Linked DNA regions of Homo sapiens: region 2 is linked to region 1. Evidence: read pairs that join two places in POLR2A ChIA-PET (ENCODE). Cell type or tissue: PC-9. All regions are shown on one strand. Each heading gives the region's core, and the rest is flanking DNA. Links, peaks and the distances in the headings are about the cores only.

The links. Peaks named below come from ENCODE experiments on the same cell type or tissue, not always from the same donor. Only the 100,000 strongest peaks of a DNase experiment are listed, where the experiment ranks them.
Region 2: POLR2A ChIA-PET joins it to region 1 with 11 read pairs; 6 of 35 experiments call an interaction of 5 or more read pairs at or near these places.

What each region holds. Positions count from the first base shown.
Region 1 is chr14:65,104,985-65,110,358 of GRCh38, reverse strand. No RefSeq gene overlaps it. Among named protein-coding and RNA genes, the nearest start is that of MAX, 5.2 kb to the right of the region's middle. In PC-9, for the core only: no CTCF peak of the experiment used is centred there; no DNase peak of the experiment used is centred there.
Region 2 is chr14:64,958,852-64,964,225 of GRCh38, reverse strand. All of the region lies in intron 3 of CHURC1-FNTB (CHURC1-FNTB readthrough), which reads right to left. The region is part of intron 1 of RAB15 (RAB15, member RAS oncogene family); the gene reads left to right. Among named protein-coding and RNA genes, the nearest start is that of RAB15, 11 kb to the left of the region's middle. RefSeq lists an enhancer at 3,597-4,115. In PC-9, for the core only: a CTCF peak has its summit at 3,371 (motif pointing right); a DNase peak (open chromatin) is centred at 3,145; H3K27ac peaks cover 1,553 bases.

The sequences.
Region 1 (5,374 bases), core at 309-5,308:
AAAGCCAACAGGACCCGCTCATAGTGAGAATTCAGGGACACTGCAGAGAGAAAAAGCAGAATTTCACTCCCAGGTTTCTGGTTTTGGTAACTGAGAGGATGGTGGCACCATCTTGGGAAAGAGGTGGAAAACCAGGTCAGGGAGGGGTGGGAGGATGCAAGAATTGTTTCAGGGTCAGACGTGGTGGCCCACGCCTGTAATTCCAGCACTTTGGGAGGCCGAGGTGGGAGGATTGCCTGAGTAGAGACCAGCCTGGGCCACATGGGCAAGACCCCATATCTTAAAAAAAAAAAAGTTGTTTTGAAGAGGTAAGTCTGAGGTGCTATCTCCTAACAGGAGATAGTTACTGCCTCAGAGGTAGTCTGAGATGATATCTCCTAACAGGAGATATCAAGTGCTATGGATGAATGGAGGGCTTCAAGGAAGGTCTGAGCTAGATGACCATCAACATATACATGACAGTGGACATGAACATCTAGAGGAAAGAACTGAACCCCAAATATCTCCAGCAACCAATCAGGTAGAAGAGTCAGCAAACGTGGCAGTGAGATAAGAGTAAAACCACTGAGTGCAAAGCCTTGTATACCTGAATAAAGACACCCCAGGATGCAGAGGGACTAACTTTGAGGAGCTTACAGTCAATCTAGTGCAGGAGAGAGACATGCAAACAGGAAGTCACAAAACAAAAATAGTCCTATGAGAAGGAACGCACCAGGTGCAATGGGAACAATACATGGGCACCTAATCCAGCCTTGGAGAATCCCGGAGGACTGCCAGGAAGAGGTGATGGATAAGCCCCAAGGATGAGAATAAAATGGAGATAAGTAGGAGGAGTTTGGGGGAGATAACACTCAAGGCAGAGAGCGCAGCACGTGGAAATTCCTGCAAGCAAAAGAAAACATGGTCCTTTGGGGGAAAGGCAAGAAATTCTACATGGCTGGAGTGTGGAGGATGAGAGAGCAGGAGCTGAAAGATGAGGTTGGCACAGGAGTCAAATCATGGAGGTCCTTAAGTGCCAGACTAAGGAGGCTAGGCTTATCCCCAGGTCACTGGGAGGGAGTGAAACATTTTATCGACTCAGTGAAGATACTTCATTCTGCACAGATCACTGTGGCTACTGGTGGAGAATGGCAGGTGGCATGGAGACTCACCAGGGGGCTGTGGCCCACGAGAGATGGCGGAGGCCTGAATGAGACAGGATCTGCAGTGGAAACAAGGGGTGTGAAAGGCCTGGGACATAGCAGGCTTGCTGAGTGACTAGATGAGGGATTGGTAGGTGAGGGAGGGATTTTGAGGTTGAAGAGGGCCAATAAATAGCATCCAGGTCTCCTACCCCGAATTTGGAACCAGTTCAGACAGAGACACAGTCAGACAGATGGAAACAAAAGTAGTAGCTTCATTATTGATAAGGCTTAATTGGAGAACAAGGTTCAGCCTGTGTGGCTTCCCTGACATTTCTTTTTTTATTATTTATTTTTATTATTTTATTTTATTTTATTTTTTGAGATGGAGTCTCGCTGTGTTGCCCAAGCTGGAGTGCAGTAGCACAATGTCAGCTCACTGCAAACTCGGCCTCCCGGATTCACGTCATTCTCCTGCCCCAGCCTTCCAAGTAGCTGGGACTACAGGCATGTGCCACTACGCCTGGCTAATTTTTGTATTTTTAGTAGAGACAGGGTTTCTCCATGTTGGTCAGTCTGGTCTCCAACTCCTGACCTCAGGTGATCCACCCAACTTGGCCTCCCAAAGTGCTGGGACTACAGGTGTGAGCCACTGCGCCCGGCCTTCTTTTTGTTTTTTCTTCTTTCTTGTTTTTTTTTTTGAGACAGTCTTGGTCTTGTCACCCAGGCTGGAGTGCAGCGGTGTGATCTTGGCTCACTGCACAACCTCTGCCTCCTGGGTTCAAGCAATTCTCCTGCCTTAGCCTCCCATGTAGCTGGGATTTCAGGCGCCCACCACCACACCCAGCTGATTTTTGTACTTTTAGTAGAGACGGGGTTTCGCCATATTGGCCAGGCTGGTCTCGAACTCCTAACCTCAGGTGATCTGCCCGGCTCGGCCTCCCAAAGTGCTGGGATTATAGGTGTGAGCCACTGCACCCGGCCTCTTTTTTTTTTTTCTAACCTTTTTTTTGTTTTAGTTTTGTCTTTGTTTTTGTTTTGAGGCAGGGTCTCACTATGTTGCCCAGGCTGGCCTTCAACTCCTAGGCTCAAACTATCCTCCTGCCTCAGCCAAGTAGCTGGGACTACAGGTGTATACCACTGTGCCCAGCCTCCTTAATATTTCTTGAATTAACTCTACCCACACAGTCATAGCAAAACTGGGCAAACATGAGCCCCCTCCCCAAGGACAGCCCCCCACAGAAGAGGGGAGCCTCTTCCCCAAGGACAGCTCCCTACAGCTCAGGGAGAGAGGGCTGAGCCACATGGGACCAGTTTCTCCTTGCAACTCACCAAGTTGATGATTCAGTCACTCACCCACCAATGGGAAATGAAGGAGAGGGCAGAGAGGCCAGAAGTATTCCTCCCATATTTTCCCTTTCCTGTAGAGTAGATTGGAAGTTCTCAGCCTTCTCTAAAAATGCGAGAAGAGGAGGAAAGGGTCCCTCACTGTGCTTAGAGATCTTCCATTTGGCCTTCTAGATCCAACCACTCTGGGCCATGGGTCTAAGTTCTTGTTCTTGGGATCTCTCCACACACACAGTCCCCCAACCCCCCAGTTCTGGTCACCACTCTGTCCCCTCTCCCCTGTAGGCCTCAGGGTGAGAACAGATTCCCAATGGTACTGTGCAATCCCTTGAAGTTTCTTTAGAGCCTGCCCACATATTTGCAAACAACCTCTTTATTAAAAACTCAAACAATCCTAATTTGAGTGTGTCAGCTGGTTCCTGTGGGAAACCTTGATAGTCACACTCCTTCCCCCAGATAAAGAGAAAGCAAGCACAACTGACATGGGAAATGATTAGGACTGTCTTCCTGTGGGTTATGGCTTGAGAAGTTTGCTGCTCAGGAAAGATAGTGGGCTTATTGAGATAGCAGTTGTCTTTTAATAGCTCTACTATTTTGGTGAGAATGATGCTACTCAGTTAAAAAAAAATCATTGAAAATCCCACCTCTCGGAAACAAACACTATTAAAATGTTTTCTCTTTGTGTGTGTGTGTGTGTGTGTGTGTGTGTGTGTGTGTGTGTGTGAAGATGAAGATCTCCTTATGTTGCCCAGGCTGATTTCTAAGTCCTGGCCTCAAGCAATCCTCCTACCTCAGCCTCCAAAGTGCTGGGATTATAGGCATGAGCTACTAAGCTCAACCAGCTATTAAAGTTTTTGATTAATACTATTCTACATATTTCTCTACACATATATGCTCCTACAGATATACTCGATTTTACATGAATGAGTCACACTCTAAATGCTGTATCAAAACCTGCTTTTGGCACACATGTTCTCAGGATCTCTTGAGGGCTGTGTCACAGGAAATAAAAAAAGAAAGAAAAAAAAGAAAACCTTGCTTTCTCTCACTCATCCATAAGCCTTGTGTTTTGAGTTTCCTGTGGAATAATTCAAGTAAATGTGTCCAGAAGTAAATTGCATATAACAATCTAGAATTAAAAAGAGAGGTGTGGTCTTGGGGTCACCATCAGAGAGCTGGTCACCAAAGCCTCAGGAGGTAGAGGGTCCTAGCAGGCAGAGGGTGGAAGACAGAGAGGCAAGTGCCAACCAAAAGGTCCCTGGAACGCAAACAGTGATGGTGGGAAGGAGAAAAGCACAGGAATTCTTGGCCTTCAAGAGAGGGGCGGCCAACAGCGTAGATGGCCAACATCAGGTCAAATAAGATAAAGGCTTTGGATTTGGCAACAAAGTGGTAGCTAGTGGCCTGGAAGAGTGATTTTAGTCAAGTGGTAGTGTGGGAGCCAAACTGTAAAAGAGCTAAAGAGATAATGGAAGGAATCCACCTGCTCACACCACCGCTACTCCACTCCCTCTTCATCACAGCTCTCAGACTCCAATGTGCATATGAATTACCTGGGCCTAATGTTATCATGTAGATCTGATTTAGTAGGTCTGGGTGGGGACTGAGGTTCTGTATTTCTTACCAGCTTCCTTGTGATGTGTTTGCAGTGCAGCCCCGATAAGCTCACCTGGGGTTTTACCAAAGACACTCAAGTGTGGATGAAAATGAATTCTTGCGGTCCTAGATGCACCTCAGAGAAACACTGAAAAGGAACACTAAGGAAACTTCTCATCTGCCTCGTTCTTTCCTGTGTGTATGTGCCTCACTCATGAAAATCCCTACATTTGGGTCATTTGAAAGTTTGCTTTTTTTTTTTTTGAGACTGAGTCTCACTCTATTGCCCAGGCTCACTGCAACCTCCACCTCCCAGGTTCAAGTGATTCTCCTGCCTCAGCCTCCCGAGTAGCTGGGATTAAAGGCGTGTGCCACCACACCTGGCTAATTTTTGTATTTTTGGTAGAGAAGGGATTTCCCCATGTTGGTCAGGCTGGTCTCGAATTCCTGATCTCAAATGATCCTCCCGCCTTGGCCTCCCAAAGTGCTAGGATTATAGGAGTGAGCCACTGTGCCCGGCCTAAAAGTTTCTTAAATCCCAAATGTATGAGACTTTTCTAGTTAACTTTTTGTTATTTTTCTACTTTAATTGCACTAGGTCCAAGAATACACTAATATTATAGTCCTTTAAAACTTGTTGAGATTTGGCTGGGCAGGGTGGCTCACACCTGTAATTCCAGCACTTTGGGAGGCCGAGACAGGCAGATCACCTGAGGTCAGGAGTTCGAGACCAGCCTGACCAACATGGAGACACTCCATCTCTACAGAAAATACAACGTTAGCCGGGCGTGGTGGCTCATGCCTGTAATCCCAGCTACTCGGGAGGCTGAGGCAGGAGAATTGCTTGAACCCGGGAGACGGAGGTTGTAGTGAACCGAGATCACGCCATTGCACTCCAGCCTGAGCAACAAGAGCGAAACTCCATCTCAAAAAAACAAAACAAAACAAAAAAAACCACTTGTTGAGATTTGCCTTATAGCTAAGTACATGGTCAATTTTTGTAAATGTTCCATGAGTGCTTGAAGACAACATATTCTACAACTGTTGGGTGCAGTGTTATGTCTATTAGGTCAAATTTCTTAATCAGGTTGACAGGTCTTCATATTCTATTGATTCCTAAAAGGAGATGTGTTAAAATCTCCAGTCTCCCTACCAGGAAAGCCTTTCCTCCTCACCTCAGTCCACGTTATTCACGATAAGCAAAATGTTACGTGGCCTTTGCAGACCCAGCCCTTACCCTAATGCAACTGACAACCTCAGAAGACTTCCCTGGTCACCAACACCTCCCCAACCCCACCTCATACCTGGCA
Region 2 (5,374 bases), core at 150-5,149, 150 kb after region 1:
TCTAATTGCTCTTCCCTGATTAAAATTTTCTCTTTGCCCATCTTTTCTCTAGATATGTACTGACTTCATTCATCCATTTATTCGTCTCACTTGCTCATTCATTTTTGCTTTCATTTACTCTACTTTGTTGAATAATATTTAGTGATCTACCTGCTGCCAGGCAGTGAGAGTCTGAAGTGAACAGGATGCTGCTTTGCCCTCTGGGAGCTTACAGTGTAGCTGGGAACCAGACATCCAAACAAGCAGAATATTATGCAAAAGAAATGTCAGGATGCTTTGGAATCACAGAGGAGTGAGAAATCCCTCCCGGGGAGGCTGGTGAAGGCTTTGAAGAGGAAGTGACATTTGAGTGGAGTCTTGAAGACTAGGCAGGATTCTCCAGGGGCCCTGGGTGTGGGGGAAGCACACATCCTCTTCCCTGTAGGAGGTGCTGTGGAGAACACCTCCAGTGGGGCTGCTACTCTTCAGCCTTGCTGGGGCCAGCTGGAGTGGCCACACCATGGTCACACCAGCTGAAGTTCAAGAAGCCCCTTGCCAGGAGATTGCTTTGCTGGCTCTGGGTGAGGGCAGGTGCATCTGGAAGCCCCCTTCTTTCTAAGATGTTTGCTCCTGAGTTTCTATGTCCTAGTCTTTTCTTCCCTGAACCTTTTGCTACCAGTCAGCACAGCCCTGCCTGAGAAGGAGGCTGGAGGAGTGAGTGGTCAGTAGCCTGGTGGGTCTTGGCTGCCTCTGTGGTGCCCGCTGGCCTAAGTAGCAGGCTTAGGGAGGCGAGACCCAGTTCCAGGGGCTGCCAATGGGGAGCGAGATGGGGTGGCTGGAGCACACTGCACATGTCACCAAGGCTCTAGGGAGGTCTGTGCACAAGGCAGTGGGAAAAGCAAGGGGAAGACCCAGCCTGGTCAACATGGTGAAACCCCGTCTCTACTAAAAATACAAAAATTAGCTGGGTGTGGTAGAGCACGCCTGTAGTCCCAGCTAACTTGGGAGCCTGAGGCAGGAGAATCACTTTAACACAGGAGGTGGAGGTTGCAGTGAGCCGAGATCGTACCACTGTACTCCAGCCTGGGTGACAGAGTGAGACCCTGTCTCAAAAAAAAAAAAAAAAAAAAAAAAAAAGTGGGGAAGGGGAACACTGATCCTGATTATCTACTCCATATACTTACTATGTACCTACTACCTACACAGGGACGGTGGGCTTTACGCATGCCATTTATTCAGTGTATAGAGATCTCAGCATCACATAGGAGCAGGGAGTTCTGAAGTTGGCCTTGCTGGCATTTGAGAAGTTTCTTGGTGTATTCTTCAGGTTCACGCCTCCAGACAAGTGTAAGTGCTATTGAATGCTGACTATGTTCCAGGAACTAAACCAGATGCTAGAAGACACGCAGTAAACAGTACAGATGCAGGTGCACATGTGAGGGTCCACACAAGACCTGAGAGAAGGGAGGGGTCTTGCTGCAGTTCCCCTTTTGTAACAAAGGAGAGAGTACTGTTGACCCTCTTCCTAGGAACTGTGAGTTTGACTGAAATGTGTCCTGCCACAGGATCTTTGCTGCTTCCTCTACCTGATTCTTTGGATCTCCCTGCTGGCACCTTCTTGTCATTTAGGTCTCAGCTCAAATGTTACCTCCTTTAAAATGTCTTCTCTGGCCAGCCAGTCTAAGGTTGCTTGTGCTTGGGGTCTCCTCACTCTCTACTTTATCCCGCAGTTGCTTCTTATCACATATGGCTCTCTGAAATTAGGTATTCATTACTTACATCTGTCTTCCCCACTAGAATTAAGCTCTGATGACAAGGATCTTTCTGTGCTGTTCATAGCTTATCTTCTAGTACCTGGCTTAGTTCCTGGCACATTGTAAGCATTCAATAACAGTTTGAATGAATGAATTAACAAATGAAGGAATGAATGAATGCATTTTCCTAGAGGACTTCTGTTCTTCCCTGAGGGAAGTTATAGGTCGTATTGGTTTCTTGGGACTGTTTTTTGTTTGTTTGTTTTGTTTTGTTTTTTGAGACAGAGTCTCACTGTATCCCCCAGGCTGGAGTGCAGTGGCACAATCTTGGCTCACTGCAACTTCCGCCTCCCAGGTTCAAGCGATTCTCATGCCTCAGCCTCCCGAGTAGCTGGGATTCCAGGAGCCTGCCACCACGACCAGCTAATTTTTGTATTTTTAGTAGAGACAAGGTTTCACCATGTTGGCCAGGCTGGTCTTGAACTCCTGACCTCAGGTGACCTGCCTGCCTCTGCCTCCCAAAGTGCTGGGATTACAGGCATGAGCCACCACGCCCGGCCTGTTTTTTTTTTTTTTTTAAGACAGAGTCTTGCACTGTCTCCCAGACTGGAGTGCAGTGGTGTGATCTCAGCTCATTGCAGCCTCAACCTCCTGGCCTCAGGTCCAGGTGATCCTCTTACCTCAGTCTTCTGAGTAACTGGGCCCACTGGTATATACCACCACACCTGGCTAATTTTTAAATTTTTTGCAGAGACATGGTCTCACTATGTTGCCCTGACTGATCTTGAACTCCTTGGGTTCAAGTGATCCTCACACCTTGGCTTCCCAAAGTGCTGGGTTTACAGGTGTGAGCCACCATGCCTGGGCTTGAGACTGTTAAGATGATGAGGCTGGAGGGAGTGGATGGCCTCACTGCTTGAGCCCTAGAGATTCCTTACTCCAGAGTGCCCTGGCTGCAGAGGTGGCCCTGGAGGGTCACTCCAGCAACCTGGCTGAGCTGATGGGCATCATCTGATACCAGCTCTGACCCTGAATAATAGGCAACATGGACCTTAGTCTAAAGCACTGACCCCTCATCTCTGCATATACCAAAGAAGATGAGATTTGGGTGAGGACACAGCCAAACCATATCAGCTCCCGGGATCCCTGTGTGAATGGGGTCTTTTTTGGTGTTTGAGGGCTGCACAGGGTGACCTCTTTAGAGGTGACCTCCTGCCACAACCCACAGGAGGTGCACATGGCCCACACATGCTGGTTTCCTGCAGTGGGAGGGGCTGGGGCACTCCTGGGACCTGTGCTTGGTAACTGGAGCTGGCCTGGCCCTGGGGATTGGGTGTCTGCCTTGGGTTTCAGGTGTATTAGGTTGTTCCTCGTTGTGGAGTCTCATTACTAATGAAAAGTTCAGGTCGCACTGCTGGTCCTTTGGGCTGTGGTTGATCCTGGTGATAACATTTGGCACCCAGAGGCAGCCCTGTTTCCACTGAAGCATGCGGAGCTTGGCTGGCAGGCAGGCAAGCTGGCAGCTGCCCTTAACCCATGAGGTGCTGGCCCGCTAGTAGGCACACCCTACCTGTGCCAGAATTGAGGTTGTAGCCAGACTCCAGGAGCCATCTGGGCCCCACAGGGGGCGGCATTTCCTCTTTTTGTTGAAACATTCCAGCCAAGTGCTGGCTTGGGCTTCATCTCTCTGTCCCACTCTCCTTCCTCTCCCCAACATAAGCCTCCTTCTACATCCTAGAGCTCTTTCCATTCCCCCTCCTGCAGCTCTGGGCTCGCTAATCTCATGCTTCCCTAAGGGAGCTTGACGGCTGCTTCTGCTAACATTTAATAAAGTTCTGCGTGCCAGACCCTGTGTTATGGGTTTTACACCTTATCTCACAATCTTAAAAAAAAAATTCTCTGAGAATCCTCTGTCACCCCCACTTTACAGGTGAGGAAACTGAGGCAAAGATAGGCTAACTGGCTTCCCCAACACCATGCAGGTAATTAGTGATAAAGGCAGGGTTGGAACCAAACTTGACCTCCCAATTGTGCTCTTAATGGCCAGGACACTCTGTGTCTTGAGCCACACTTCCTCCATGTTTTCTAGGGCTTTCTAGGGAGGCAGACAGTGATGGGAAGGGGTGTTCTTTAGTGTGGATGTGCCCTGCCTGCTCCTTTCTGTAAGCGTCACAGCACCTCCACTGCTGTACTGGGGAGGCACCAAGTTTTTCCCTGTTTGCCCACCCAAGGCGAGCTAGCTTAGGAGTCACGTGAGTGCTGGGTGTCTCGCCTGCTGCATCCCTCTATCCTGCCCCTGCCCCCGGTGCCCAGAGGAGGGCCCTGCCTGTCTTCCCAGTTCTCCAACAGCAGCGCTGTCCCAGCACCCTCGGGCTCCAGTTGTGGCCTGGCAGCTGCTGGGGCAGACACCATACAGACAGAGTCACAGCAGGAAGAGGATGGGGCCCAGGGCTGCTGCCTCAGGCCATGGCTGCATGGCACCATCAGTTGATTGAGGAGCTTTTCTTGCCAATGTCTGAGGCATCAGGTGGCAGGACACGTCTCCCTGCTCTTAAGCCTCAGGCATGCAGCCCTTCTTATGCTCTCTGGGGTGAGGGGGAGATCCCCCTCATGGAATTGCTTTTTTTTTTTTTTTTTTTTTTTTGAGACAGGGTCCTGCTCTGTCACTCAGGCTGGAGTGCAGCCTCAACCTCCCAGACTCAAGTGATCCTCCTGCCTCAGCCTCCCGAGTAGCTGGGACCACAGGTGGACACCATCACACCTGGGTTTTTTTGTTTTTTGTTTTTTGTTTTCTAGAGATGGGGTCTCACTTTCTTGCTCAGTCTGGTCTCGAACTCCTGGGCGCAAGCAGTCCTCCCACCTCGTCTTCCCAAAGTGTTTGGATTACAGGTGTGAGCCACTGTGCTTGGCCTTTTTATTTATTTAGAATTTGTTTTGGAATTGCTTCTTTATGCCTGGCACTATGCTGGCACTATGTGGCAGAGATTTTAAAAACGAGCAAACAAAACAAATGCTTTGTCAACCACAAAATGTATTCTCTGCCCCTTAGGTTCTTTTTGTGTAGTTGAGGCTAGAAGACAAAAATAGGGGGCAGTAAGGAGCAGGGAGCGATGGTTTAGGAGGTCTTCCTTCCAGCCCCCTTGTTGAAGCATCTGGCTCACTAGCTTGGGGGAGCCATTAGGCAGCAGTGGCCAATCCTGAGGCACTCTCAGGTGTCACTAAGAAAAGGGGCATGTGCTCTATGGATACCCATGGGCTGAACTTGGAGTCTGGTCTGGACCCATGGCTGTGCTAGGATCCACCGTCCCCAGCCCCAACTGCAGTCAGCATGTTCATCATCCTTAGGCCTCTCCGCTTCTTTCTGCATGTTTGTCTGCCTCATGCCCTGCTCATTACCAACTGGTCAGTCCCCACTGCCCTGCCTGGAGTGAGCTGGTTTGATTGGCTTAGCTAAGCTCCCTTGCCTCTGCTGGCCAGGTCACCCTGTGGGTCACCAGCAAACCTGTTGATGGTCCAGTCTGAACCTGCTTCTCCACAAAGAACATGTTGCACCCAGCCCTGCTTCTCTGAGCAGAGGTTTGGGGCTGAGCTGTTCTAGCCAGAAAGGGACACAGGGTGTGGCAGGCACCATGATGGGCATA